2 separate regions of the Homo sapiens genome follow, and region 1 is linked to region 2. Evidence: chromatin loops called from intact Hi-C (ENCODE). Cell type or tissue: heart left ventricle. All regions are shown on one strand. Links, peaks and the distances in the headings refer to the core of each region. The heading gives the core; the rest is flanking DNA. Region 1 overlaps TRIM33 (tripartite motif containing 33). Region 2 overlaps BCAS2 (BCAS2 pre-mRNA processing factor).

Region 1 (8,339 bases), core at 37-8,036, 160 kb before region 2:
AAACACCTCTAATCTTCCTTTTATTGCAGCATTTTAGAGCCTTTATTCCTTACAAAACTCAATGACTATAGACTATGCTAAATATTTTACATAGGTTATTTTATATAATCCTCAGAACAACCCAATGAGGTAAAAAATCGTGTCAGAAAACTTGAGTCTTAGAGAGGTTGAAGAGCTTATTCCAGAAGGCTGAGGTGTAATACAACTTAGTCTAAGGCCATACTCTTTTTTTTTTTTTTCTTTTTTTTTTTGAGACGGAGTCTCGCTCTGTCGCCCAGGCTGGAGTGCAGTGGCGCGATCTCGGCTCACTGCAAGCTCCGCCTCCCGGGTTCATGCCATTCTCCTGCCTCAGCCTCCGGAGTAGCTGGGACTACAGGTGCCCGCCACCGTGCCCGGCTAGTTTTTTGTATTTTTAGTAGACACGGGGTTTCACCGTGGTCTCTATTTCCTGACCTCGTGATCCGCCTGCCTCGGCCTCCCAAAGTGCTGGGATTACAGGCGTGAGCCACCGCGCCCGGCCGCCAGAGCCCATACTCTTAAGTATTATGAGACTTCCCCACCGAGCTACTAAGGTAGGCAACTCACCGAAGCAGGAACAGGCTCCTGGAATTCAATACTTAATTCATGGCAATAGAGGTAAAGCAGAAGACGTTCACATTTCTGGCCCAAACAAGGAAAGGAAAGCACATGAAATATTTTTCTCCTAATAAAACATTCTCGAGAATGAGAACTATATCACAACAAAGTTTGATTACAACAAACTGAACACAAGCCCCCTGTTTACTAGATACTCAACTAAACATAAACACCCAAAGAAAATTCCCTTGCTTCTCATTTTGTTTTCAGACTATCTTTTGTTCTACTTTAAGTAAGAATGGAAGATAACTAAGGTAATTTATGGAAGGGAGTCACAAAAGCAACATCTAACACTTTGTGCAAAAATTTATAAATTACTTGGTAATAAATAAATAAGTAAATAAATTATCACTGTTGCTCCTCATGGTAATTCCTTAGACAGGCAAGACAAATGTTGAAAGTTATCATCCCCTTTCTTCAAATGATTCCAGTCAGGTTCAAAATGAAAATGGCCTTCTCAGTCTAACTCCAAAAATATTTTTTTACCCAATCATGAGTAAACTGAAATGCATTTTACATTCACAGTCTTCTATTTATCTAAACTTCTTTTAATACAAGTTTGTATACCCTAAACACGTATCTTGTCTTCACAGATAGTGGATGAGGGTTTTTACCAGTATATACACCAGAGTAGAGCCAAACTTAACTCTAATGACCACACGACAATGCAAAAGAGTCTGTCTTTGGCAATCAGACTACAGGCCAGATTGGTAAAAATCTGAGTAAAGTAAGGAGAGAGTTTCCATTTTTAATATGATGAGAAGCTATTAGAGGATTTTAAGCAAGGAAATGATAGACTTGTTTACTTTTTTAAAAAGAACACTGTTTAATACAGAAAACAAACTATAAAGGTCAAGAGCAGAAGCGGGGAGAGCAGTTAAGAGATCACTACAATAGTCCAGATGAGAAATTATGATGTAAGGTAAGAAAATCATATTATAGTTATTATTATTTCATTTCTAATAGGTTTCTAACCTGAGCAACAGAAATGAATGGTGGTATCATTCAATTAAGGGGAATACTGGGGGAGGAATACAGTTTTTTATGTCGTTATTTGCTTGGTTTTGTGCTTGGAGGGAGAGGATTAGAAATTAAGATTTTAGTTGGGACATGTTAAGTTTGAGGAATCTGGATAGAAGGGTCTGTAGTTCAGGGTTAGAGGAAAAAAAGACTTCAGAAATCATCAATATACCATCAGATGACAGGATTAAAAATTAAATGTTATCAGGTTTTGTGTATGCTACACAGGAAAAAAAAAGGTGTATATATAGGCAGACAACTACTGAATCCCAGTGACAAATCAACTTATTTGACACTTACCCTTTGGTCCACGGGGCTTAACCCCTGCGCAGTTTTCCCCTTCTTACTATGTTGCAAATTATCACAATCATATTCAACTTCTGGCTTTCCAATATCTCTACAAAATGTGCATATCCAGTCCCCACTAGACAGGGAAATAGGCAATTAGTCCACGTAATTATAAGAAAGCCTGCTCTAGAGAAGCTACTTCCCTGGACTGGGGCCTGGTTTATTTTCTTAATAATTTTTTGAAAAAAGGGAGGTTTTATAGTTGTGAAATCTCGTCAGGTGAAGTCATGTGATTAAAAACTCCTCTAAATTTTCCTAGTCACGCATCAATTGATTACTTTCTGGAATGCATTATAAAAATGGCACCTCCGCATTAAAAGGGGGTCTCTTAGTAGTGATGAGCAGTACTTGCAGCATAAGGCCTAAGACCAATTCTCTCAGATCCCAGTATCACCATTATGTGGACTCAGTTATTTATGAAGAAGAAGAGCACAGGTTGCAGAGTTTCTCAGGTATCTTGTACTGTTTTGGCATGTATTAAAATGCCACAAGTAAATCAGTTCTTTTTTCGTGGTCAAAACCTAGAACACACAAACACATACCTGCAGGCACAAGCACATGTATATATACCTCCTTTTTTTTGGAGACAGAATCTCCCCCTTGCCCAGGCTGGAGGGCAGTGGCATAATCTTGGTTCACTGCAACCTCCGCCTCTCGGGTTCAAGCGATTCTTGTACCTCAGCCTCCCTAGGAGCTGGGATTACAGGCGTGCACCATCATGACCGGCAGATTTTTCTATTTTTTTTGAGACACAGTTTCACTGGGTCCTCCAGGCTGGAGTACACAGTGGCACGATCCTGGCTCACTCCAACCTCTGCCTCCCGGGTTCAAGCAATTCTCATGCCTCAGCCTCCTACGTAGCTGGGATCACAGGGGCCTGCTACCATGCCCAGCTAATTTTTGTAATATTTGTATGGGGTTTCACCATGTTGACCAGGCAACTCCTGACCTCAGGTGATCTGCCTACCTTGGCCTCCCAAAGTGCTGAGATCACAGGCACCCGCCACCATGCCTGGCCAATTTTTGTATTTTTAGTAGAGATTGGGTTTTTTCACCATGGTGGCCAGGCTGGTCTCAAACTCCTAGCCTCAAGTGATCCACCTGCCTTGGCCTCCCAAAGTGCTGGGATTACAGGTGTAAGCCACTATGCCCGGCTACCTCCTATCTTTTAACCCTGCCAAGTATATACTTTGTTTTTATCAGGATTTCTTATCAAACTATGAATTCTAAAATGATTCACTCCCTCTCTCTATATAAACAGATACATGGAGATATATAGAGAGATATATACATAGATCCTAAATCTAGGGATTGTACTAACCAATCTATTTGTTTTTCTTTTTTAGAGACGGAGTCCTGCTCTGTCACCCAGGCTAGAGTGCAGTGGTACAATCTCGGCTCATGGCAACCTCTGCTTCCCAGGTTCAAGCAATTCTCCTGGCTCAGCTCTCCGAGTAACTGGGACTACAAGGTGTGTGCCACCATGCCTGGCTAAGTTCTTTTTTTTTTTGTATTTTTAGTAGAGATGGGGTTTTGCCATGTTGGCCAGGCTGGTCTCAAACTCCTGACCTCAAGTGCTCCGCCTGCCTCAGCCTCCCAAAGTGCTGGGATTACAGGTGTGAGCTACCACACCTGGCTAATTTACGCCAACATTTTACAACCCTTTCAAAGCATTTGCTATTGAAAGAAGGCATTCAGTGGCAAAATTCTGACATTCCAGTAAATATTACTACCCAAAGAAAAGAAAATTCTTAATTTCAAGATCAAAGTGCCAATGCTTTTCTTTTCTAAATAAGAGTAAAGAAAAAGAAGGCCCTTATTACATCTCTAGCAAATAACTCTATCTCCAAAGACTTAGGTAAGAAATTACAATTCTTCAGAAAAATATTCTGGCACTGTTTAAATATCTACTAGTTTTCTAATCCAAAAGGTTAACACTTTCAAAGAGGGCACTATTATTCAATTAAAGTTACTGCTTCTCAGGAATTTGAGAAGATATATCTTTTTTTTTTTTTTTTTTCAATTTATAGCAAGAAAAAAGCTGGGTTTACCCCAAGAATACTGACTTACTTTCACCAAAAAGAAATTGGGGGACAAGAGAGGAAGGAGAAGACTGAAAAAAACAAGTATGACTCTACTATTTTATGGTCTCTGAAATCAAGAGACAAGAGGTTGCATGAACATAAAATAATAAATGGAAGGGAAGAACTACAGCTCTGCTAAACCAAAACCTACCACTTGTAGATGCAAAAACTGATCCCTGATAATTAGTGAATTGCTCAAGCTTACTACAGAATTAGAACCAGACTGCAGGTTTTGTAACCTTAGCCCCCTATTAATTTAGAGTTTTATCTATTTTCCTTATACTGAATATAAACTAAAGGCCAGGAGATGAAATCTACTCTTTAACATTAATGTACTACTTAGATCTTAGATATTTTATTGTTAGTTTCTCTGGAAGCTAATACCAAAAGAATAACAGGCTCCCTGTTTTATAGAAATACTATGCACTGGTTAGAAGGCCATCTGCCCTGAACATTCTTCTGTTATTTATTTTTAGCTTATGAAAATCAACACCAAAAATCAATTATTTCACTGGTACCTTGGAAAGCTAAGTAGTGTTGGAACATGACAAGTTAGATGAAAGACCTTTGGACATTTTTCGCAGCACAAGAGATCTCCTCCGTTTTGGCAGACAGCACACCAGTCTTCATTTGGGTCATCATCTTTATTGTTGCCATCTCCTCCAATCCTTGCCGACCTGTGCATGAGGCTTCGAATTGGGGACTTTCCATTAACAAGGCTGCTGAGCCCTGACTGTTTGCAGCTTTCATTCATATCTGCAGGTTCAATTTTCACATGGTTTTCCAGGCTTGCCAATGCATCCAATTCACTTTCTAGATGCAGGTTGGTTGAGAGAGGTGGTGTCAAGCTACTCTCAGGACTGCTCAACTAAAACAAAACGATGACAAATTCTTGAAGAATCATTTAATCTTTATTGTATGCCATATGTGTATTTAACAGTTATGTGAATATGCATATAGATATACTGACGTAACAAATTTATTTTATAGATCACAATAGTGCCATAAAGAAATGACAATAACCCCAAAATTATTCAGGCACGCTAACATATGATTTTAAGGGGTCTGCTCCTCTGATAATGTCTCACTCAAATAATAAGTAAATTAATTAAACTGTTAAGCTATTGATTGGGAAGTGAGCATAGGGTTATACTTTTCCTTGAGAGAGCTAATTATGGCACACCCCTTTTCACACCCAGAATCTTTTGCATAGCATTTTAGAAGCATTCTATAATATTCTTCTGCTCACCTATCATTCTACTATATTGTAGGAAGGCTGCAACAACATAAAAGAAATTGTTCACCAACCTTGGCACCCATTTTTTTTATGGGGGTACTTTCTAAACCAAGTTCTGGATGAAGACGTAACAATACTCCAAAACCAAGGCTGAATCTCTTGCTCTCTGAATCTATATATACTGTGTTAAATATACCAATACCTTGAGATGAATTCCCATGTGCCAACCATATAAAAAAGGAAAAAGAAGCCCGGTCAGAAAGAGAAAACAAAAATCAAAATATTTAAACCAAGAGGGGCTTGGCCTTCCTTCATTCTGTATTAGAAATTTTATAAATGTTCCACTCAAGGAACTCCAGAATGATTAGTAATACGTAAGCCAAAAGACAAACTTCCTATCACAAAACTCTGATCAATAAATTTCTTTCATGTCAGCAATCTTAATGCTGAGCTCACAGGTCCAGGAGAATCCCAAAGATCTTTTGTGGCCTGAGATTCAATGTGACTACTGAAATAATAATTTCAGGACAAGATACAATCTGATTTAGCATCATGGGAAGAATATTGACTAAATACAAATTCAAAGATAATTTCAAATGAGTACTTAATACAATTAAGTCTTTTCTGATTAATTACAGCTGACTCTTAGACAAAAAAGTTGAGTTAGAAAAAGAGATATCTGGCTTGTGCCAGGCATGAAATTTCAAAAATAAATGTTTCTAGACCCACTACTTAGTCTTAATATACTCAGAGCTGAAAGAATCAATGAAGTGATGTCCTTAAGTCCCTGTCAGACTCCAGTGGGAGCTTACCATGCAAGCACTCCTCCTGCCATCCTCTGTTTTTTCTTGTTTTACACCTCCTGAAAAGCTACATATTTCATCTTCAGTCCCAGGTTCTTGCTTGACCTTCACCTGATCAGATTTGAAACTAAGACTTGTCTTCTCAGCAGTTCTTCCTGATGACCCACAGCTAATAAGAAACAACAAATAAAGATCACATACGTTTGACTATATGGTATAAATAAAAACAATTATATGAAAAGTAATGTTCACTAAAGTGAAGACAATAGACAATTAACTTTACAGAAGATAAGGATACCTCATAATGTAGTTAAGGGGAATGTGGTATAAAGCCTAGCTTAAAACTCTTTAAAATTATGCAGCAACTTTCAGAAGACCCTAAAAACACATTTTATGGTTTGAAGCACTTTCTTCACACACACACACGCACACACACACACTCCTATTTCTTAGCTCTGTCCACTGAAAAGGCCTAAGAAACAATGAACAATTCAGTAGCAATGAGTGCTATTAGTACTAGAATATTATCCTCAAACACTATTTTCCTGCTTTCCTGCTAACACTACCAGAACTTCCTGGGAAAGTGGCTGATTCCAGGTCTGAAGCATGAAATGTACAAAATGAACCCGAAATGCTGTTTCACAGGAAACATGGAAGCTTAAAAAAGACTGCTGTGATTATAGCAAAAGGACTAAGGAGCAAGCCTGAGAAAGCTTTGACAGGACAAAGATGGAATAATGTTCAGTGTTCAATATACATACATACAGACGTAACATATATAATGGATTAAAATATATAAAGTATGTTTAAATATCTCAGTCCATAAAGGTAATAACAATAAAACTGTCACTGTTGGAGGGTGTTGGAAATCAATTCATTACCACAAAAGCAGGGAAATAAACAGAAAGAATTTATCCTATCTTTCCTATAACCCAATAGTTGATGACAGAAAGCTTCTCTTTACAGAAATATTCTAAAGAAATAAAGAATGATACAATAATTAAAATGTAATATTTCAACCAGCAGAAAAATAATAGAGCTAAACAATGATTATTAACGGTTGCCATCACAAAAACCCCCAACCAGGCATAATTCGCCCCAAAGGAAGTATATGCCACCACTACACTACCAAGTCTTCTTGCTCTCCCTTCCCCCAAATCAAACCTAAATCTGATCAACCCTCTTGACCTAAATACCAAAATAGACAGAAAAACAGGAGGCAATGTACTTAAATGACAAGATGGAGAAATCGGGAAAACACTGTAGGAGAAACTACATTTTTACAACAAATTAACTGATAGTGATGTAAACAAATAAACTGATGGCAATGTATAGAGCTTATTTGCATCTGATTCAAAGAAATCATCTGGTTTTTTTTTCAAAGGCATTTGTTGCAAAAATTGGGAACACTAAACATTAACTGGATCTCTACTGATATTAAAGAATGAGTTGTTAAATTTTTTTAGGTGTGATCATGGTTCTGTGGTTATAAATTTTTAAAGTTCCTTTCATTAAGTGATATATACTGAAACAGTCACGAGTGAAATGACTGAGATTTGTTTCAAAATAATTCAGACCAGAAAGGAATTGGCAGAAGTATAGAAGAAACAAGATTGGCCATTATTTGATCACTGTTAAAGCTGAGTGTTAAGTATAAAGGGGTTCACTGTAATATTCTACTTTTATTATACATATTTGCTATTTTTCTTAACAAAAAGGAAAAAAATAATTATCAATATACTCACCTGCCTCGACTGCCAGTACTAGAAGTACTTGGGGGTCTCACAGGTGTGTGAGAATTGGATAAACCTAAAAAGTAGTAAGTCAAAATGAATATCAATGCATATAAGAATATTTGGAATTCTACCTACCGGTCACAGAACTCAAGATTATTATAACCCAGCTAAAAAATTATTGGAAATCAGACCTAGTCACAAAGTCAGGGACGCATGTGTAACCATTAGCAGACATCAACCAGTTTCTCTCAGCTGTGTCCAGACATCACCTCAGAATCCTCCTCAGGGCACCACTATCCAGTCAACAAAACAGACCAAGAAAACGTTATCTGCCATCCCTCAACAAGTTATTTGATAAAATATTCTACTTAGGTTCCCATTAATTATTTTCAGAAGTCCTGAAATAATTCTTATTAAACCTTAAAAATTATGTGATTTAAAAATATGTTAATGTTGCATCTCATGGAAAATCCAT
Region 2 (8,339 bases), core at 263-8,262:
TTTATTTATTGAAAAAAAATTTTTTTTGAGACAGGGTCTCACTTTGTCACCCAGGTTGGAGTCAGCTGTGTGATCATAGCTCACTGCAGCCTGAAACTCCTGCCTGAACCTCCCCAAAGTGCTAGGATTACAGGCATGAGCCACCATGCCCAACTGGAATCCCTGGATTTAGTTGACGATGCAGCTAGTTCCACCTCTGTGCTTACAAATTAAATGAACCAATAAATCCCCCTTTACTGCTTAAGGTAGTTTTAGTTAGCTTTCTGTCACTTGCAAACAGACTTCTAATATCCAGAAATAGACTTCTAAGGATAGAGGAAGTGAAGTGGGTCTAATATAATAAATCTTAGTTCTCAGGGTAGAAAGCAGGGTGAAACAGAAATAGAAACTTCTGTTCATGAACAGGTTTACAGAGTGTCCCATTAGTCCAACTTATTTTTGATTCTATGGTATCCAACAAATTTGTATTGAAATTAAATGAAATGTGGTTTCTGTGTTCTTCTGGCACTAAATAAACATAGTACCTTGAGTGGCAGTCTTATGAATAATTTTCATTTTCTTTTTATCTGCATTTTCTGATTTGCCTATAATAAACATATGTAGATTTTTCACCATGTTAAATCAAACATTTATCATTATTCTTTATCAACTATTGTATTAGTTTCCTCAACATTTATCATCACTCTTTACCAACTATTGTATTAGTTTCCTATCAGTGCCGTAGCAAATTGCTATAAAGTGGGTGGTTTCAAGCAAAACATATTTATCATCTTACAATTCTGAAAGTCAGAACAAAGTGGGTCCGCAAAGCAGTTTCTCCTGGCCAACACTCTGATGGGAGATTTGTTTCCTTGCCTTTTCTAGTTTCTAGACACCACCTGCATTCCTCAGCTCATGGTCCCCTTCCTTCATCTTTAAGGCCTGCAGGTTAGCAACCTTTCTCCTCTCTAACCTTCCACCTTCTACCTCCCTCTTAAAAAGACCCTTGGAGGTCCACTCCAGACCCTGTTTGCCTGGGTATCAGCAGCAGTGGCCGCAGAACAGCAAATGGTGCTGCCTGATCATTCCTCTGGAAGTTTCGTCTCAGAGGGGTACCTGGCCGTGTGAGGTGTCAGTCTGCCCCTACTGGGGGGTGCCTCCCAGTTAGGCTACTCAGGGGTCAGGGACCCACTTGAGGAGGCAGTCTGTCCGTTCTCAGATCTCAAACTCCGTGCTGGGAGAACCACTACTCTCTTCAAAGCTGTCAGACAGGGACATTTAAGTCTGCAGAGGTTTCTGCTGCCTTTTGTTTGGCTATGCCCTGCCCCCAAAGTCTACAGTAACCAAAACAGTATGGTACTGGTACCAAAACAGAGATATAGACCAATGGAACAGAACAGAGCCCTCAAAAATAATACCACACATCTACAACCATCTGATCTTTGACAAACCTGACAAAAAAAAAGAAATGGGGAAAGGATTCCCTATTTAACAAATGGTGCTGGGAAAACTGGCTAGCCATATGTAGAAAGCTGAAACTGGATCCCTTCCTTACACCTTATACAAAAATTAATTCAAGATGGATTAAAGACTTAAATGTTAGACCTAAAACCATAAAAACCCTAGAAGAAAACCAAGGCAATACCATTCAGGACATAGGAATGGGCAAAGACTTCATGTCTAAAACACCAAAAGCAATGGCAACAAAAGCCAAAATTGACAAATGGGATCTAATTAAACTAAAGAGCTTCTGCACAGCAAAAGAAACTACCATCAGAGTGAACAGGCAACCTACAGAATGGGAGAAAAGTTTTGCAACCTACTCGTCTGACAAAGGGCTAATATCCAGAATCTACAAAGAACTCAAACAAATTTACAAGAGAAAAACAACCCCATCAACAAGTGGGCAAAGGATATGAACAGACACTTCTCAAAAGAAGACATTTATGCAGCCAAAAGACACATGAAAAAATGCTCATCATCACTGGCCATCAGAGAAATGCAAATCAAAACCACAATGAGATACCATCTCACACCAGTTAGAAGGGCCATCATTAAAAAGTCAGGAAAACAACAGGTGCTGGAGAGGATGTGGAGAAATAGGAACACATGTTGGTGGGACTGTAAATTAGTTCAACCATTGTGGAAGACAGTGTGGCGACTCCTCAGGGACCTAGAACTAGAAATACCATTTGACCCAGCCATCCCACTACTGGGTATATTCCCAAAGGATTGTAAGTCATGCTGCTATAAAGACACACGCACACATGTTTATTGTGGCACTATTCACAATAGCAAAGACTTGGAACCAACCCAAATGTCCAACAATAGACTGAATTAAGAAAATGTGGCATATATACACCATAGAATACCATGCAGCCATAAAAAATGATGAGTTCATGTCTTTGTAGGGACATGGATGAAGCTGGAAACTATCATTCTCAGCAAACTATCGCAAGGACAAAAAACCAAACACCGCATGTTCTCACTCATAGGTGGGAATTGAACAATGAGAACACGCGGACACAGGAAGGGGAACATCACACACCGGGGCCTGTTGTGGGGTAGGGGGAGCGGGGAGGGATAGCATTAGGAGATATAACTAATGTAAATGACGAGTTAATGGGTGCAGCACACCAACATGGCACATGTATACATATGTAACAAACCTGCACGTTGTGCATATGTACCCTAGAACTTAAAGTATAATAAAAAATATATATTAAAAAAAACCCAAAAACTTGATATGTATCCAAATTTAGCATGCACCATTTTCCTTAAACTTTACTATGAGATCCTGAAAAAAAAAAAAAAAAAGACCCTTGGGATTACATTGGATCTACCCAAATAATCCAGGATAATCTCACTTTAAGAGCCTTAATCACATGTGCAAAGTTCTTTTGCCATGGAAAGTAACACATTAACAGGTTCCAGGGATTAAGATCTGGACATCTTTAGGGGCCATTTTGCAGCCTTCCACAACTATCTACATGTAAATGAATATGAAAGGTAATTAATATAAAAACTGTGAAGTAAGCACAGCCTACCTTTGTAAATAAAAGGCACAATTTCAATGGTTGGATGAAAGCTCCCAAGGAAAAATAAGCTGGTCTGGCTTCAGCTTCCCTGACAGTCACAAAGCCTATTCTGGGGAAGTGAGGGAACAAAGCTTTAAGTGATTTCTTGGAAACAAAGGGCTTAATATTGTTGGGGTTTCTGGCCAGGCTGGAACATGCATTTGGCAGGCATAAATTCAGGGATGAACTCCTATGAATTTTCTACTTGCAAGCTCTCCAAGAGTAGGTACATAGTAGAACATTTCCAGCAGGTCAAAGAAGGAACAGGAACTTCATTAGAACACAGAACACAGTCTTGGGGACTCGGGAGAAAGGGTGGGAGTGGGGCAATGGATAAAAGACTACAAATGGGGTGCAGCATATACTGCTTGGGTGATGGATGCACCAAAATCTTACAAATCACCACTAAATAACTTACTCATGTAACCAACCACCACTTGCATCCCAATAACCTGCGTGTGGTGGGGAAGAACACGGTCAGATTGTGGGCCAGTTTTCCCCTGGGCTGTTTCTCAGTGTAAAATGATGGTACAACGATAGCAGCCATCTTTGTGATGACAGCTCTCATGAGCCACAGTGTTCCAATCTGAACCCGTTGCCTTCTACGGAGTGTACATATATAATCCTGACAGACAGCCCTTCACCAAGCTCTTTGGAAGAGTCCCGTCACTGCTTCCCTGTGTTTGGCTGGAAGAGCACACATCCTTCAGCAGCCCCTTGAGAAATGATATTCAGGAAGTAAATGCTTTTGAGATCTCATATATCTCCAAGTGTCTTTATTCTACCATAACCCTTGGCTTATAATTTGGCTATGTAAAGAGTTCTAGGTTGGAAATAATTTTTTGTAAGAATTCCAAAGGCACTTCTACATTATCTTCTTTCTAGCTTCCAAAGATGTTGTTGAGAAGCGTGAAGACATTTTGATTCTTGATCCTTTATATGTAACAATCCGCCCCTCCGTCCCCCCTACACGCCTGCAGAATCTTCGTGTGCTTGGGTGTTCTCATATCTCACAAGTAACATGCTCCGGAGTTGGTCTATTTTCATCCATTGTGCAGTGACCTTTTGACTCTGGAAATTCTATCAATCAATCAGTTCTGGAAAATTCTGAATTATTTTGATGACTTCTTCCCTCCTGTTTTCTCAGGTTATTCGGCTACTGACTTTCCAGACCAGTCCTCCTATTTTCTCTTCTCTGTTTTCCATGTTTGTCTTTGTTGCCTCCACTTTCTTTGAGTGTGTCAACTTTAATTCCTAACTTTCCCATTGAATTTTAATTCCTGCTACCATATTTTTTAATTTCGACAAGCTGTTTTGTTCTGTTTCTTAATAACATCTTATATATTATTATGGCTGCAGTATCTCCTCTGAGGATTTTTTTTTTGAGACACGGTCCGGCTCTGTCACTCAGGCTGGAGTGCAGTGTCACAATCATAGTTCATTAAAGGCTTGAATTCCTGGACTCAAGCAATCCTCCTCCCTCAGCCCCCCAAGTAGCTGAGACTATAGGCGCACAACACCATGTCTGGCTAATTCTTTTATTTTTTGTAAAGATGGGGGTCTCACTACGTTGCCCAGGCTAGTCTCAAATTTCTGGGCTCAAGTTATCCTCCCACCTTGGCCTCCCAAAGTGCTGGGATTTAGACATGAGCCATCACACCCAACCTGAGGATATATTTCTTAAAAACAATTTTTTTCTTCTTGCATCATCTATTTCTCCATAGTCTTTCCCAGATTTGTTTTACTCCTTATCTTTCACAATGTAGAACTGCCTTATCTGGTGATCCTCAACTGTCTATTCATGTTTAAAAGTCGGGAGCTAAAGCACGGTTTAGAAGCTGTGTTGGTTGCGGGGTGGTTTGTTGAGCCTCTCTGCTCTGTGTCCTGGCTTGGTCATTTGTTGGGAAACTCTCAATTTCAACAACTGTAGTAGGTCTTTTCTCTTAGGCTGGTCAGATACTCCACAACTCTTCCAATTTCCTTCTGAGAGAAGTTCGAGGGTGGGCAATGAAGAGATGGATGACAACACTCCATATGCGTTCATTCCTACAATCCCTATCTTCAACACAGAAATGTGGCTCTCGCTAGGCGTGGTGGCTTACACCTGTAATCTCAGCACTTTGGGAGGCTGACTTGGGCAGATCACCTGAGGTAGGGAGTTTGAGACCAGCCTGACCAACATGGAGCAATCCCGTCTCTACTAAAAATACAAAATCAGCCGGGCGAAGTGGCACATGCCTGTAATCCCAGCTACTTAGGAGGCTGAGGCAGGAGAATTGTTTGAACCCAGGAGGTGGAGGTTGCGGTGAGCCAAGATCAGACCATTGAACTCCAGCCTGGGCAACAAGTGCAAAACAAAACAAAACAAACAAACAAAAAGAAATGGGGCTCTCAATTGTATTAAGGTACTTTCGAAAGTACTAACCATTTATCAATATCACAGATCAAAAAGTTCTAGGTTTATTTTGTATTATAATGAACATCCTTTTATTTTTTCAAAATTGAAAAATAATTTTTAGATTTTTCAAATTTATATTTATCAGTTATTGAGATGAACACCTCTCAGTAATTTTTTTTTTTTGAGACAGAGTCTAACTCTGTCGCCAGGCTGGAGTGCAGTGGTGCAATCTCGGCTCACTGCAACCTCTGCCTCCTGGGTGTAAGCGATTCTCCTGCCTCAGCCTCCCGAGTAGCTGGGACTACAGGCGCATGCCACCATGCCCAGCTAATTTTTGTATTTTCAGTAGAGATGACGTTTCACCATGTTGGCCAGGATGGTCTCGATCTCTCGACCTCGTGATCTGCCCACCTCAGCTTCCCAAAGTGCTGGGATTACAGGTGTGAGCCACTGACCTTGCAATAATTTTCAGTCAGTCTTTATACATTAAGACTACCTTGCTTCGTTTGAGACAGGGTCTTGCTCTGTCACCCAGGCTGGCGTGCAGTGTCACAATCATAGCTTATGGTGGCCTTGAACTCCTGGACACAAGTGATCCTCCTGCCTCAGCCTCTCAAAGCACTGGGATTACAGACGTGAGCCACCACACCTAGCAACACTACCTTTTGATATGTTGCAAATATTTTTTCTGAATTGGGCAGGAATCTTTTACACAATTTAATTCCTTACAAGTAGAGAAGTAAGAACATTAACTCTGGAGCTGGACTATTGGGTTCAAAACCTGACTGACAACTTTCTATAAAAAAGCTGACACTTTCAGCTATAAAACTCTGGCAAGTTATGTTATTTAACTGGTGTCTGTTACATGTCCACATATGAGAAAAACAGTAACCGCCTCCTGAGGTTTTTGTGAGGACCAAATAATTTTTATTCACATACATCTAGTTCATCTACCTAAAGTGTTCAGAACAATGTTCAGCACATATTAAGCTTGATATAACTGTTACCTATGATGATGACGATGATGATGATAATGATAACTGTACAGTCACTGTCTTTCTGAAGTTGTTTGGTGATCAAGAATGTGTTTAGAACTATCTCTTTATTAGACAAAGTCATAAACCAAAAATTTCCAACTTCCTGTACATGTTGAAAGCTTTAAATAAGGATCCTTGGATACAAAATATGGTCCACATGGCTGAAAATTAATTCTATGACACAATATTATTCTAAAGTCATCCTTATTTTGAAAGCCTAAAGATTTTCTTTTATGGCTATAAAAATACCACCAAGCTAGACATTTTAATTCTGTTGAGATATACAAATAGAATTACCACAGCAGCCTACACCTTCTATGATTTCTAAACACTTAAACATCAATGGTTTTGGGAAGATGCTGTTGTCCTTCAAAGTTCATTAAAAGTTCAGATGCCTTTTGTGAAAGCCCAACTTTTCTTCTACCTGCTAAATTGTCTTTTCAGAAGTCTTGCCGGATGTTTTCTTTGTTTGCCTCTCCATGTTGCTGCTTAATTTGATAGATTTCATTTTCTAGCTGAACAATAGTCCGTTCAATCTCATAATTCTTACTGACCAGGGATACCCAACTAGAATGGGGGGGAAGAAAAGAAAAAAATTACTCAATGTAAAACTTCTCTTAGAAGATTTTATTTTAAATGTATACACATGTTCACCCAGAGCTATAACACTAACCTTCACTTTTTTTTTTTTTTTGAGACGGAGTCTCGCTCTTGTTGCCCAGGCTGGAGAACAATGGCGCAACCTCAGCTCACTGCAACCTCCGCCTCCCGGGTTCAAGGGATTCTCCTGACTCAGCCTCCCGAGTAGCTGGATTACAGGCACACGCCACCACAGCTGGCTACTTTTTTGTATTTTTAGTAGAGATGGGGTTTCACCACGTTGGCCAGGCTGGTCTCAAACTCCTGACCCCAGGTGATCCACCCACCTCGGTCTCCTAATGTGCTGGGATTACAGGCATGAGCTACCATGCCTGGCCTAACCTTCACTTTCAACTTTCCATTAAAAAAAAATCAAGGCACAATTGTGGAAAAGTAGGTAAAGGGTACATGGAATCTCTCTGTATTCTTTTTTTTTTTTTTTTTTTTTTTTCCAGAGACAGGGTCTTGCTCTGTTGCCTAGGCTGAAATGCAGTGGTGTGATCACAGCTCACTAGCCTGGAACTCCTGAGCTCAAGCAATCCTCCAACCTCAGCCTCCTGAAGAGCTTAGACTACAGGTGCATGCCATCATGCCTGGCTCATTTAAAAGCATTTTTTTGTAGAGACAGGGTCTCGTTATGTTGCCCAGGCTGGCTTGAACTCCTGGCTTCAAGCAATCCTCCTACCTTGGCCTACCAAGGCACTAGGATTACAATGTGAGTCACCACACCTGGCTCTCTGTATTATTTCTTACAATTGCATGTGAATCTATAATTATCTAAAAATAAAAGTTTAATAAAAAAGCAAATTAGAAACAGATGAGAGAACTTGCAAACCAGAAGAAAGAGGAAAGAGTGATGAAGATAGTATTTAATCAACAAAAAGGAAAGAGGCAATAGTTTATTAAATTGAGGAAAAAGCGTGAAAGGGTACCAACGAGACTGGTAAGACGTACATGGAGACGGTGGAACAAGAATGACTTGAGTAATGAAGGGAGAAAGGGAATGGCCAAGCAAAAAGGAAGAGAGAAATGACACAAATATTCAAGATTATATTGTATAAAGGTATACATGTGTGTATGTAAAAGAACATTTTTAAAAATGCATAAACCTGAGGTACAAAAAAATTACCAAGTATGAAATCTCCCTCCCTACAAGATTTTATAAAATAATTTTTTTCCTTTTTTTTTTTTTAAAGACTAGGTCTTGCT

Evidence for each region. Peaks named below come from ENCODE experiments on the same cell type or tissue, not always from the same donor. Only the 100,000 strongest peaks of a DNase experiment are listed, where the experiment ranks them.
Region 1: a loop joins it to region 2, with 2.5 times the contacts of the local background. A loop is called at or near these places in 4 of 110 quality-filtered maps.

The regions. Positions count from the first base shown.
Region 1 is chr1:114,400,804-114,409,142 of GRCh38, forward strand. TRIM33 (tripartite motif containing 33) reads right to left here. Exons shown (of 20, transcript NM_015906.4): 13 at 7,874-7,937; 14 at 6,138-6,297; 15 at 4,607-4,956; 16 at 1,957-2,080; 17 at 586-660. Among named protein-coding and RNA genes, the nearest start is that of TRIM33, 110 kb to the right of the region's middle. In heart left ventricle, for the core only: no CTCF peak of the experiment used is centred there; no DNase peak of the experiment used is centred there.
Region 2 is chr1:114,561,199-114,569,537 of GRCh38, forward strand. It overlaps BCAS2 (BCAS2 pre-mRNA processing factor), which reads right to left. Exons shown (of 7, transcript NM_005872.3): 7 at 6,359-7,058. The coding sequence ends at 6,932. Among named protein-coding and RNA genes, the nearest start is that of BCAS2, 16 kb to the right of the region's middle. In heart left ventricle, for the core only: no CTCF peak of the experiment used is centred there; no DNase peak of the experiment used is centred there.